Regions from separate parts of the Mus musculus genome. Here region 2 is linked to region 1. A link is a contact called in ENCODE POLR2A ChIA-PET data. All regions are on one chromosome and are shown on one strand. Each heading gives the region's core, a stretch centred on a gene start or an enhancer-like site at or near the end of the contact. The rest is flanking DNA. Distances are from core to core; before and after follow the strand shown. Region 1 holds the start of Zbtb6 (zinc finger and BTB domain containing 6). Region 2 holds the start of Strbp (spermatid perinuclear RNA binding protein).

The links. ChIA-PET counts read pairs that join two places held with the same protein, here RNA polymerase II (POLR2A).
Region 2: POLR2A ChIA-PET joins it to region 1 with 14 read pairs in embryonic stem cell. The contact joins the promoter of Strbp here to the promoter of Zbtb6 in region 1. POLR2A ChIA-PET finds 5 or more read pairs at or near these places in 4 of 5 experiments (Patski and embryonic stem cell).

Annotation. Positions count from the first base shown.
Region 1 is chr2:37,427,091-37,433,774 of GRCm38, reverse strand. Zbtb6 (zinc finger and BTB domain containing 6) reads left to right here and starts at 2,856. Exons shown (of 2, transcript NM_146253.5): 1 at 2,856-2,966; 2 at 3,852-6,684. The coding sequence starts at 3,861. The coding sequence ends at 5,132. It overlaps Zbtb26 (zinc finger and BTB domain containing 26), which reads left to right. Exons shown (of 2, transcript NM_199025.3): 2 at 1-1,607.
Region 2 is chr2:37,699,862-37,706,545 of GRCm38, reverse strand. Strbp (spermatid perinuclear RNA binding protein) reads left to right here and starts at 3,201. Exons shown (of 18, transcript NM_001379315.1): 1 at 3,201-3,354.

The sequences.
Region 1 (6,684 bases), core at 1,607-4,106:
TCAGATTTGAGGCATAATTTTTACTAAATATTTAAATGTGAGTACAGTTAGCTAACATGTGTGCTAGGTACTTCATGCCCAACATCACTCAGTATAGTCCTAATAATGCCTCCTAGCATTCCAAATTTTGCATGATTCATCCAAAGAGCACCAGTTCTATGCAACAGTGGGACTCTAATCATCCCATGTTTTAAATATTTTCTCTGAACATCATTTGAAGATGGTGGGGCTCCATATACTTATTCTTGTCCAGTTACTGTTAGTAGTTTGAAGACTTAAGAACGGCATGGGTTTAAATAGCACTGGTCTCTCTAGTTGGAGGCTATTTCTTGATTAATTTCAGTCACTCAGAAGGCCTTTTTTCTTTTCTTTTTTTTTTTTTCCCCTTTTTAAAAAATGCCCGAGACTTTGAATCCAAGGCCTCATGCACATTAAACATGTACTCCAGCACTGAGCTACTCCCACAGCCTCAAGAAGTATTAGTAACCAACTGGAATTTCCAGGTACTGTGTTATATTCTGAGGATAGGAAGGTAAGATTGATATATATGGTCCCTGTCCTTATAGGGCAAGCGATTTTAGTGAGATGATGTCTCAAATTTATATCCTAACAAGAATAAAATTGCCTCGTTTTCTTTAATCACTTAAAGCAGTGGTTTTCTACCTGTGGAATCAAGTGATTTTTTTTTTCACAGAGGTTGCCTAAGACCATAGAAATTGTTTTTGTTTATATTACAATTTAATTACATTATAATTCAAAACAGCAGAAATGCAGTTATGAAATAATGAAAATATTTTTATGGTTGGGCTCACCACAGCATGAGGAACTGTATTAAAGGATCTCACAATATTAGGAAGGTTGAGAACCCTGACTTAAAGTCCACTTTCTTAGGGGTTTCTGTTAGTAAAATTTTTGGTTCTGTTTGTAAGTGTAAACCATTTGCATAATTTGTGATCTCTTCCATTTCTTGGCTGGAGAGGTCTTATTTTTGTGTGAGATATTTAATTTTGGTGGAACTTGGTTTCTTTGCTTACGTGTTTCTCAGATTTTAAAGCAAAGAGAAGAGGCATATATTTTATTGTGGAAGAAGGCTTTTCACACTAGTAATTATATGAGGCAGAGGTGAGCCTTAGTTACTCAGCATTTGGTTTAATTTGGCTTTTTGTTTTTGTTTTTGTTTTTTTGAGGCAGGATCTTACTATGTGGCCCTGGCTGCCTCTGCCTCTGCTGGGATCACAGGTATAGGCCACGATGCCAGCCTCAGTGTTTGTGTTGTATGGATTCCTAGGAAAACCTCAAAAGAAAGAGGACCCTCTTTACTGTAGTTTGTTTTTTTTAAAATTACTGTTATTTATTTATTATTTAATATGAAAACAATCTCCAAACTGAAGTGGCTCTGAGGTAAATCAGGTGTGATTTTGCATTAGTTTAGAAGATGTGTAAGTGAAAGGTGACTAATGTCACTATTTCTAAAATATTGTCCTAAACAACTTAGAACATTTTATTTCAGCTCATGAATGGCTGTTCTAAATCTGTTGTATGTTAGACATACTTGAACTACCTCTTTACTTAATGGGGAAGTTTCCTTAATAAAAGTTAACCATTAACCTGTGGTGTCATTGACTTCTTATTCTACTCTCTTCCCTCCTTATTTCTCAGTTGTTTGAATTTAAGGATTCTTTAAGGATGGCAAAGGGCTGAAAATGCAGCTCAATAGTAGTGTTTTCTGGAGGCCCAGGCTTAATCATCAGCCATCCCTACACTTCGCAAATAGGGACTTTCTGAATAACTGTGAGAATGCAAAGAAAGATAAATATTGTCCTAAATAATCCCCCTCCCTTGGTTGTGGCATATATTTCGATATGGGTATGTACGTGCAGTTTTGAAGATAGATCATTTCCAACTGAATCCCAACTAATTGAGGTGCAACTCAGAAATAATGTGCAATCGGTATAAAATGGCCGACCGGCCACGATGTTCCCCTGAGGAATCACCACCATGAGACAGGTCTAGTACAAAAAGAAGTTTATTGAGTGAAGTGAAGGGGACCTGGAAAGGGGGTAGAGGCAGAGAAGGATATAAAGAGGAGGAGGCTTGAGGGAAGTCCTGGGACTATTGCTAGTCCCATTGTAATTGGCCATTGTAATGACTTACCACGTCTCCTAGCAGAGCACTTTAAATATTCTTAATTATCTTCTTAAATTCCCATCCGAGTTAACATTATGATTAAAAATAAGGAGAAGGAGGAATGAAAAAAAATGCTCTTATGCTTAAATGGTCCGTCATCTAACGGGGCGGGGGAGCGGGGGGGGGGGGAGAGAAGCACAAAACAGCTCCCTCATGCCTGGCAGGTGACTATGCAAACTGTTGCTAGGAGCTGTTGGGCGGAGCCTAGAGGAATCGCTGACAAAGGGTAATTGGGGAGGAAAGCAAGGCTTTACTTTCATAAAGCCCTGTGTTTAATTCCCATCACCCAAAGAGAAGAATCTTTTAGGGGTAGGCTGTCAAAAGCAGCAGGGTGAAGAGGATGCCATTGGAAACGACAGAGGAGGGGAGGGCAAAGAGACTGGTGGAGCTGTGTCCTGAGGTTAGGGCCAGGTCCTGATGGGAGTAGCCCAGCTACAATACATTGCTGCGAGGTCCTTTCCTTCGGCTCCGCCCCTCAACTCCTTGGCTCCTTGGCGGTTCCGGCCCTGAGCGTTCTTCGCTCGCAGCAAACAGCTTCATACCGGAGCAGGAACGGCCAGAAAGACCCGGCTCGCTGATATTTAGATATTTTTCTGTCTTTCCTGCAGCGGAAAAAGAGAGGAAGAAAGAGCATCTCAGGATGTTCTTCCGGGGCGTCCAGACAGTCTCCGCGAAGAATAAAGCTGGTTGACTCCGGAAGCGTTTCCTTCCAGGCTAAGTCCATCTTCCGGCCTGGGCTGCCATTGCCGCGGAAGCCTCAAAGCCAGTTTTGCTAGTCGGTAAGTGAAAGTGACGGAGACATGCTGGGGTTTGAGGCTGAAGGAGTGAGTACACCCCGCGGTGGCCTCCGCTCTAGCCTGGCACCGCACCCACCTGACCAGTCGGGCCCGACTTCGGAAGGCTCGACTTGGGAACCGTGTGCCTCGTTGGAGGGAGTTGGCAGGCAGGCGGTCTAGGATTCCAGTCAGCTCCTCTTGCTGTATGGGACCCTTTACCCACTGGGAGAACACAGAACCAGGAGGAAAAGAGTCCCTGGGAGAGGAGGAGTCACGTTAGTTTGGGCTCAACGGAGCTAAAGCACAAGTTGGGAAATGGAGCTGAAATCGTGAATGTAATAGATAGGCAAATGGGCGTTCCCGTGTTTTATTTGTACAATGATGAACAATTTAACATTAAGGAGCTGGGTGTATGAAAAACGGACCAAGATCAATCAATAAAAGGTGGGTTAGGGTGAAATCCTGAAGGAGTTTGAATTCTTTTTAAGAACGAAAGGCTGTCTAGGAAGTGGGGGAGATGCTGGACGATTTAAGCATAAGAGCATTAAAGAGTGCTTTGCTAGGAGACCTGTGGGAAGTCATTACAATGGCCAATTACAATGGGACTAGCAATAGTGGTGGGACAATTTGAAGATTGTGTTTTCTAACTTAAGGGGTTAAGTGTACTTTTTTGGTGTCACTACTGTACTGGTATTTAAAAACTTACGTACCATGATACAGAAATGCATTTTGAGTTTCTGAGTTTATAGATGGTTATTGGGAAACAGTTTTACTCCTAGCACTCAAAGTTTGGGTCTCCATTATTCCCAATACATGCTGGGAAGTGGGGGACTCAGTACCATAAAGCATTGCCTATCCAGTATCAATGCTGTGCTCTGTTTTGCATAGATCGTGACCATGGCTGCTGAGTCTGATGTTCTACACTTCCAGTTTGAACAGCAAGGAGATGTGGTCCTACAGAAAATGAATCTCTTGAGACAGCAGAATTTATTTTGTGATGTATCCATTTATATTAACGATACTGAGTTCCAGGGGCACAAGGTGATTTTGGCTGCTTGCTCCACTTTCATGAGAGATCAGTTTTTACTCACACAGTCAAAACATGTCAGAATCACCATTCTACAGAGTGCAGAAGTAGGCTGGAAGTTGCTGTTGTCCTGCTATACTGGAGCACTTGAAGTAAAAAGAAAAGAGCTTTTGAAATACTTGACTGCTGCCAGTTACCTTCAGATGGTTCACATTGTAGAAAAATGCACAGAAGCTTTGTCAAAGTATTTGGAAATTGACCTTTCTATGAAAAATAACCAACACACTGACTTGTGTCAGTCTTCAGATACAGATGTTAAGAATGAAGAAGAAAATTCTGATAAAGACTGTGAGATCATTGAAATTTCAGAAGATAGTCCTGTAAACCTAGATTTCCATGTCAAAGAGGAGGAAAGCAATGCATTACAATCTGCTGCAGAGACACTGACATCAGAGCGGATGAGAATGCAGTCACCGGAGCTCTCTGCAGTAGATGGTGGCTTTAAAGAGAATGAAATTTGTATCCTCCATGTAGAATCCATTAGTACAGATGATGTAGAAAATGGGCAGTTTTCACAGCCTTGTACCTCATCCAAAGCAGGCATATATTTCCCTGAAACACAGCATTCATTGATCAATTCTACAGTTGAGAACAGAGTGACAGAAGTTCCTGGAAATACAAATCAGGGGTTATTTTCTGAGAATTCTGATGGAAGTCATGGTACGGTAAATGAGATCCAGAATCTGGATGAGAATTTTTCCTTGAGGCATCAGTGCCCCAGGTGTCCAAGGGGATTTCTTCATGTAGAAAACTATCTGCGACACCTTAAGATGCATAAACTCTTTTTGTGCTTGCAGTGTGGGAAAACATTTACACAGAAGAAAAATCTTAATCGGCATATTCGAGGACACATGGGTATAAGGCCCTTTCAGTGTACTGTGTGTTTAAAGACCTTTACTGCTAAAAGCACACTTCAGGACCACTTGAACATACACAGTGGGGATCGGCCATATAAATGCCATTGTTGTGATATGGATTTCAAACACAAATCTGCTCTCAAAAAGCACTTAACCTCTGTTCATGGCAGGAGCAGTGGTGAAAAATTATCTAGGCCTGATCTCAAACGGCAGAATCTACTGTAATCAAATCAATGACTTTTTTAGACACATTTTATAAAAATGCAGCACATGTAGTGTTGCCCCCCACCCAATCTGTATCATTTATTTTTGTTCTTACATGTTATTCATTCTGAACTTCTAATAATTCCAAAGTTGGTGGTGTGATTAAGTTTATGAGATTCTACATTGTCTCAAACATTATGTATTAGTCCTCTGTTCAGGAGTAATTGCAGATTCTGATTTGTAGTTTTTAGATAAGTGATTTATTGTTGACCTATATAGAATTTTAAGGAAGTAAGATGGCAAGAAAATAGATTTGAAAGCATAGTGTTGCACATCGCTATTAATATTGAAAGCAGATAGGACTAGCAGTTTTTTTTTTTTTTAATTTAACCAGTGTTCTTGATTTATAACCAGAACACCAAGGTACTGTCTTAAAACTAAAGGAGCACAATTCAAATTCACATGGGGCCAGCAAAATGTCTTTAGAAATACATTACTTAAATGTCCAAAAGAATATGTGATTAGACCCTTTTCCTGATTATATATATTGTAGCCTCCCTCAGCCTTGAAGCAGGCTGATCCAGACTTTGACCTTGCTGCCACTAAGAAGGAGAGGCTAGAGCCTTCTGACCTTGATGGCTCTATTTGCTCTTCTCCAAGACTGCTTCCTGCTGAAAGGTCTTTGAGACCGTCCGACCTGTAGATCACCTACTGGCTGGCTCCAGGCACCAAGAATGGGCTGGCAGGGAATGGGCCTACCCTCTTTATAAGCATGGACTCTCAGTAAACTTCAGAGGCTTTGAACAGAAAGGTTTGTCTTGGCCTAGTTCTTTTCTTGCCTCTGGTCTCTTTCAGCCCCAGCACGCCTTTCAGGGGAACCCAGTTCTCGTTCAGCAGGCGGCTACAATATATAACATGGTTGGATTAAGAACTCTGGCCAATGCAAGTATTTTCTTAAATTGACAATTTTCTTAGATTGGCAAGTTACTTTTCTTAAATAGTCCACTTTCATCAAAGACATTGTTACACTGTTTACTTAGGGTTTCTTTTGGTGTTTGTTTTGGTTTACATGCACTAAAATTGACCTCTGTGGAATTACATTTCTACGAATTTAGTACATATCTAATTGTCTGCAATTGGGACACAGAATAGTTCCACCAGCTTCCAAAATTCCCTTATGCTGCTCTTTTGTAGTCCACCCTTTCTAACTCTAAATTCTACTAAGAGTTCTTCATTAATATAATTTGTTCTAATCTGAGGTGATAATAAAACTGGAATCTTATGTTCCCTTTTGATATTTTTTAACCCCACATAGTGCCATTGAGCTCGATTTATATTTGTGAATATTTGTGTATATTATCAAGTCATTAAGTTTTCATATCTCTTATTTTACTTTTGGCATGATTTGTGCAGCTCGGGCTGGCCTCGAGTTTGCCTTGATTCTTGAGCACTGAGATTATGTCTTTGTTTTGAATTGCCTCTGTATGCATTTTCTTTTCGAGCAGTCATCAGGTGAATAGTTTTAATTTTTAAAAGCTACTAGAATTAGTTATAATGTCTCATTATATGTATG
Region 2 (6,684 bases), core at 1,952-4,451, 270 kb before region 1:
AACTATACATATACATAATTTAAATATATATACTTATAAAAATTTAAGGCAATGTGGAAGTAAAGTTCTCTGCTTTTATATCCAATACTAGTTTCTAGGCGAGATCAGTAGTGACTGATGTTTAGAACTTTCTGATGTTTTATTAATGCAAATATAACATATATATCATAGCACATGAGCTGTTTGTAACCTTCTTTTTCCTTCTTTCCTTAAAAAACATAAAACCTGGGAGGCAGAGTCAAGAGAATCACTAAGGTCAGCTTTATCTACAGAGAGAGTTCTGGAACGGCCAGGACTGTACAGAGAAACCTTGTCTTGTAAACCAAACCAAACCAAACCAACCAACCAACCAACCAACCAAACTAACCCAAAACATAAAACCAAACCAATGAAACAATGTCAGTAAGAACAACAATACCACCACTACCACCACCACCACCCAGGTCTCATGTAGCCCAGCTGGCTTTAGACTTTGAGCTTACCAAATACCTGTGGATGGCATTGAATTCCTGATCTTCCTGCCTCTACCTGTCATTTGCTAGGATTACAGGCTTGCTTCTTGCAATCCTGGGTATGGAACCCAGGACTTCACATATGCTCTAGGCAAGCAGCGAGGCACACATTCTACAGCTGAACCACACCTCGTCCCCTAAGAGAGTTCCACATGGCCCAGGCTGGCCAACAACTCTCTATGAAGCAGAGTCTAGCTTTGAGGTTCTGATCCTTCCTCGTTGGCTTTCCAAATGTTAGGATTGCAAGAGGCACCACCATACTTGGTTACAACTTTCATATTTCTCTGGACATGTAAAGTGAGACATGACAAAATTTTCTTTGCAAGTAGCAGATGGAGTGGAGTGAGGGACAGAGAATGTGATGGTCATTTTAAATGTGAACTTTTACACTCTCCTTACTTTTGTATTATTTACTTGTTTTTCAATGTTTTACTTAATTTTTTAAAAACATTTTTTTACTTCTATGCTGTGCATATATGAATATTGGCACATATGTGCATATCACTCCTGTGGAAGTAGGTTAGAGGATAACATGTAAGGTCTTTCCTTAAACCATGTGGGCTCTGGGATTTTAACTCAGGTTTGTCAGGCTGGGCAGCAACACCTATACCTGCTGAGACATCTAGCCTACCCTCACTTGCTTGTTTTTGTCCTGAGTGTTTGGAGTTAAAAGTTCAATAAAAAACAAAACAAGAGATACTATTGAATCCTTAATGCCATATATTCTGCCTACTTAAAAAATATAATTTATAAGTGTTAGAATTCTAAGGGCCACATATGTTAAATGTAGTCTCACTGACTCCTAGTAACAGTACTCTGAGGTATGCAAAATGACAGATGAGGGCTCTAAGACCTAGATCTGTCAAGGTCACACAGCTAGTGCACAGCAAACCTGTATTGTGCACTGCAGTGTCTCTTCTCCCCTGGCAGACTTCCTTTTATACTGTAAAACCCAGCTTTAGTGATCTCATCCTCTGTGTATGTGGTCTTTCCTAACTTTACTCAGGCAGAGGGATGAACCTTTCCTCAAGATGCTTACAATCCAGGGAAGAGACTGAGCTAAACTACAGCTTGGTGACATAACAAGGCATTGTTGAACTGGTGATGCACAAGCAGGAAGAGTCTGGACCTGTGTCTCAGGGCAGTCAAGGGGCTCCAGATGGAGTATGTTCTAAACTGATAGAACAACCAGGTTTCCAGAAGGCTAGAATGAGGTGCCAATCAGACATAGTGATCTGGGGCTTAGCATAGACTTCAGGGATATGTTACAGACCTGGGGATAGCTAGGAAAGGACAGCTTTGTTGTTAATGAAGTGTCAAGGAGGGGCAATGGGAAGTGTGTATGTCCTGAAGTTGAAGGCCATACTCAAAGCTTTTTAACTCTAAGTATTAACATATTCTGTGAATGAAGTACTGAGGTCATATATTTTGGTAGTGCTGTGGATGCAACCCTGGACTTTGTCCATGTCAGGCAAGTATTATTGAGAATCATTTCCAGTCCAGAGCTGTTAATATTTGAGTCTGGTACAGGAGCAAGATGAGAAGGGGACCTACCAGGGGGAGTGTGGGAGGTCAGTCCCCTACTGTCTGCTCAAATTAAGTGGGGTTCTTTGCTAGGTTTGCTTTAGGCTAAGGACCTTGACTTATTCTTCAGTGCATTCTAGCACCCTGCCGAGTGTGGAGCATGCAACACACACTAAGCATGGGCTGAACCCCCTGGGAGAATGCTAGGCACTAAGAAGATGCCAACGTAGAGCTGTAAAATAAAACTTGAACCTTTTATTTCTTTCCCAGTACCACCGTTGGAACAAAGTGGGTAGGTGTTTAGCTAGACTACTCCAGACCTAAGGAGGGAAATAAGGAGGGAAAGGATTTCCCGGGCCATTAAGGGTGGAGTAGGGAGAGGAGATTTTGATTTTTGTTCAGTGCTTGCTATGTGCCAGGAAAATTCATATCTATTGTTTTATGCCATCTGCTCAACGGCTCTTAAATAGGAATTACAGTTTTAGTTTTTGTGAAGTGGAAACTGAAGCTCGAGCGGTTCGGTAACTTGGCCAAGGTCACACAACCGGCAAGTGGGAGGGGGAGCGAATCAAGGAGGGATCGGAGTCTCTTACTCAGCCAAGGTACTGCCTGCCCCTCCTCCACCCGGGAGGCATTGCGGCGCTTACTCCGTTAGCGTAAAGGCCGAGGCTGGAGCTGGAGAAGCATCCCGCACCGGGACGCAGAACCTGGGGAAGCCGGCTCTCATTGCGGCCGGGAGCAGCTCTCAGAACCTGCAGTTACGAAGTTAATGCGCGCTTAGCTCTTTTCAGCAGTTGGCCTCCGCCCAGCAACGCTTACCGCCGCAGGCACAGCGGGGCTCAGGTACGGTTTGCGGCCCGGGCTAGGCGCCGCGAGGTGGGCGGGACGCAGTTTACGTAAGCGGTCTCGCAGGTGCAGGCGGCGGCCGCGGGCCTGAGCGCCCTGCGCGCTCCCAGGTGCGCAGTTGACGCAGGCGACAGCGCGGCGCGGCGGCGGCGGGCGCTGGCCGGAGCTCTCAGGTGCGGCAGAGCGCGCGTGCAGGGGGCGCGCGGAGGGCGATGGGGCGGGCTTTCCGTTCCCCAGCAGCCGCGGGCCCCGCCCCCTGGATCGGCCAATGGGCGTGCTCGGCGGCGTCACGTGCTTGCCGCCGCCGCCGCGGTCGCTGCCGAAGCCGAGCTCGGATCCGCGAGCGCCACCAAGGCAGCAGCCGCCGCAGCCGCCGCCGCTGTGCTGAGGAGCCGGAGACGCGGGCGGACGAGGTGGCGGCGGCGGCGGAGCGGGAGCGGGGAGCGGACGCGGGCGGAGCGCGGCGGCGCGGGTAGGCTGCGGCGGGGCCGGCGCCTGCGCGGCGGGCCGTCCCGGGCGGGCGGCGGTTGAGGCGGCGGTTGAGGCAGTTGGCGGAGGCTGCCCGGGCCCCGCATTGTTTGTTGTGCGTCCTTAGCAGCGGCGGCGGCTGCTGAGGCGAGGAGCGCGGCGCAATCCCAGCCCCGCGGCTTGAGCTTTGTGGTCGCCGCCGCGGTACCCGGCCGGTCCGCGTCAGGACTGCGGGTCGCCTTGCTTGCTTTCGGGGTCGGGGTCGCGGGTCCCGGCCCTGAACCTCCCGAGGGCGTGGGCAGCGTGCGGGGCGCCAGCTCTGGGGAGGTGGGAGGGTTCCGGACTCGGGGCAGGTGCTGGAGGACGTTGCGGGCAAGAGCTGGGGAGAGGCTCGGGGGGCGGGCACAGGGTGTGGGCAGATTTGGGTGTAAGGGAGCGTTGAGGGACCCGGCCCCACGGTGACCAGGGCCTCAAGGGCACGCCTGGGGGACCCATGGGGGCCTAGGTCGGGCTCGAGAGGGAAGGAGGACGTTCCGTTTGGGGATTCGGATGGGTGTGTAGGGGGATTTGGGGCGGGCAGGGGCAAGTGAGGTGGTGGAGGGAGGGACAAGATGGGCACCTCTAGGCAGAAATGGAAGGAGCAGATGCCCTGGTTAGCGCTGCTTGTGAGGGGCAGAGAATGGGGCAGGCAGCGGGAAGGCCACCGGACGCCTGAAGGGAAATGGCGGAGGAGGGGTCCGTAGCTGGGAGTGTGGCGAGCAGGCTGAGCCCCAAAAGATGGAGGGAAGGAGTGTCAGAGGAGGGGGTTCTCTCAAATGGTGGCGGTTGAAATTGAGGGTATTCAGGCAGGAGATGTCTGTCTGTGTGTGTGCGCCCAGGACGTCAGGAGTTCCCTAGTGAGTATCTGGCTGGGAAGTATGGAAGGAGACAGGAAGGGGTTGACAGGCTTGGGGAAAATGGCTTGGTTCTGTATTCAGGGTAGAGGAGGATAGAGCAAGTGGGAGGAGGAGTGGTTTACACAGGTACTGAGTTTGAGGGCTTTGGGAGAGAAATGGGGATAAGGAGGTTATGTGGAGGTTTTAGGTTGGGTGGAGAGAGATGTCAAGGCAGGAGGTGTGTGTAGCAGTAAAAGGGCAGCAGAAGTGAGTGAAGCGGAGGGTGTTTGTGTGAGAAATTCTAGTGGGCACCAGCAGAAGAGGAAACCTTGAGGTTGGGAGCACCCTGGAAAGGGATGGGGTGTGTGGCAGGATGGAGAGTGGGGTGGTGAGCAGAAGGGAGGGAGAGGAAATATGGGAGTGGTAGGTAAGGTGTGTGTGTGTGTAAATGGAAATATTCCCAGGGCAGGAGGTGTGGAGAGAAGTTGGGAATGAGGAGGAAGATGGAAGCGGGGGTATGTTTGAAGGGAAATCAGTAGTAGGATGTAGGGGGTATGTTTGAAGGGAAATCAGTAGTAGGATGTAGAGGAAATGAAAGGAGTAGGCAGGGGACAGAAGAAAGGGTATTTTGTAGTAGAAAATGTAAAGGAATAGTACTTATACTGAAGGAAAGGAGAGGTGTTTATGGGTTTATGGCTGTAGCTAGAAGGACAGTTGTATGGAGTTGGTGTGCTGAGGGAAGTAGGATGCTCATGTTTAAAGCAGGAAATGACTGTCAGAGAGGGTTCAGAAGTAGGTTACTTAATTAAGATTTTGGAAGATTCAAGGTGTGGAAGTGTGAGGAAAGATTGGAGTTTTACAGTGTTAAGACATTAAAGGTGGTTGCCTTTAATCTCAGTGCTTGAGAGGCAGAGGCAGGTAGAGCTCTGAGTTAGAGGCCAGCCTAGTCAGTTATAGGAGAGCCAGGGCCACACAGAGAAACACTGTCTTGAAAAACAAAACAAAGACAAGCAAACAAGCAACAACAACAAACCCAAAAGACAGTAAAGGGTCCAAAATTAAGTCACTGAGAGATAATAAAGGGTAGAGTGCAGATGTCCAATGGGAGGAGAAAACTAGGGAGGATTATTTTCAGGCTTAGAGGAACTAGAAATTTGGGACAGTGGACACAGGATGTGGATCCTAGACTGATTAACAGAGAATAAAGGACTTTCAATTGCATACAATATCTTTTTTTAAAATTTTTTTTAATTAGTTATTTTCTTCATTTACATTTCCAATGCTATCCCAAAAGTCCCCCCTCCCCTCCCCCCTCCCCTCCTCCCTGCATATAATATTTTAAAGTTAATTTTTTTAGGATCAAAGAGGTGATGAGCCCCACTTTTAGTTTTACAGCAAGTGAATGGGAAAGGAATAAGGAAGAGCTGACCACCTACTTTCAAATTGGGCAGTATGTGGTGTGTATTCACTTAGCTCTGTTGACTGAGTAGACATGTGGCTATACATTGTGAAGAATACACCCAAAAGGTAAAGGAAATGGAATTGCAGTAGGTGCATAGTAGATGTCTTTGTGAAGCTTCCTGAAAGCAGGTCCCAGAGGCCAGTAACATCAAGAGCTCAAGAGAATATGCAGTTGATATGTTGTGTCTCAGGTACCCAGAAGCTTCCTGGGACAGTATTTGGGTGCTGGATGATGTAATATCAGAGTCTCATGCTACAGGCTGACAAATATAATGTAAGCTTCTAAAAGTGGGAGAAATAGAGCCTTTGGATTCTAACCTTTAAAATGTTAATAACCAACACTGGATTGTCAGCTCTTTTTTTAACCAAGTAATTGAAGTAAACTTTAGCTGAGGCCTTTAGGTTCTTATGTATTTTGGTTTGCTTTGATGGTGTATGTAATGTTAGCTTTAAATGAGAGAAGACACTTCTGGAGTTGGGTGGATGTAAGTCTACCATCAGCTTGCCAGGTACATGGGAATTAAACTTCAGGATTTTGAACCAACATTTCAGTGCCTTGTCTCCTTTAGTGATCTGTAGCTTATGTTAGAATTTGTGTGTGTGTGTGTGTGTGTGTGTGTGTGTGTGTGTGTGTGTGTGAGAGAGAGAGAGAGAGAGAGAGAGAGAGAGAGAGAGAGAAAGAGACAGAGACTGATTGATTGATTGGGAAGATTAAGGAAACTGCCTTGAGACTGTTTTATAGTAAGCTCTGTTTCCTAGAATCCTGGAAAGTGAATTCCCCTTTGACAGTTGAAATTTTTGCCTTGTCAGATTTTGCTAAAAAGTAAATTTTATCTGGTTATAGAAGTACCTTGAATTGCTATTCAATGAACTTCATATAGTATATAGTACTACTATGATTTCAAAGAAAAGGTCTGTTTTGGACAATTTCTGGGTTGATCCTTTTGTCAGTTGGGAAGTATCTTTGTGTACTTCCAAATAACAAGTTTGAGGGTGAG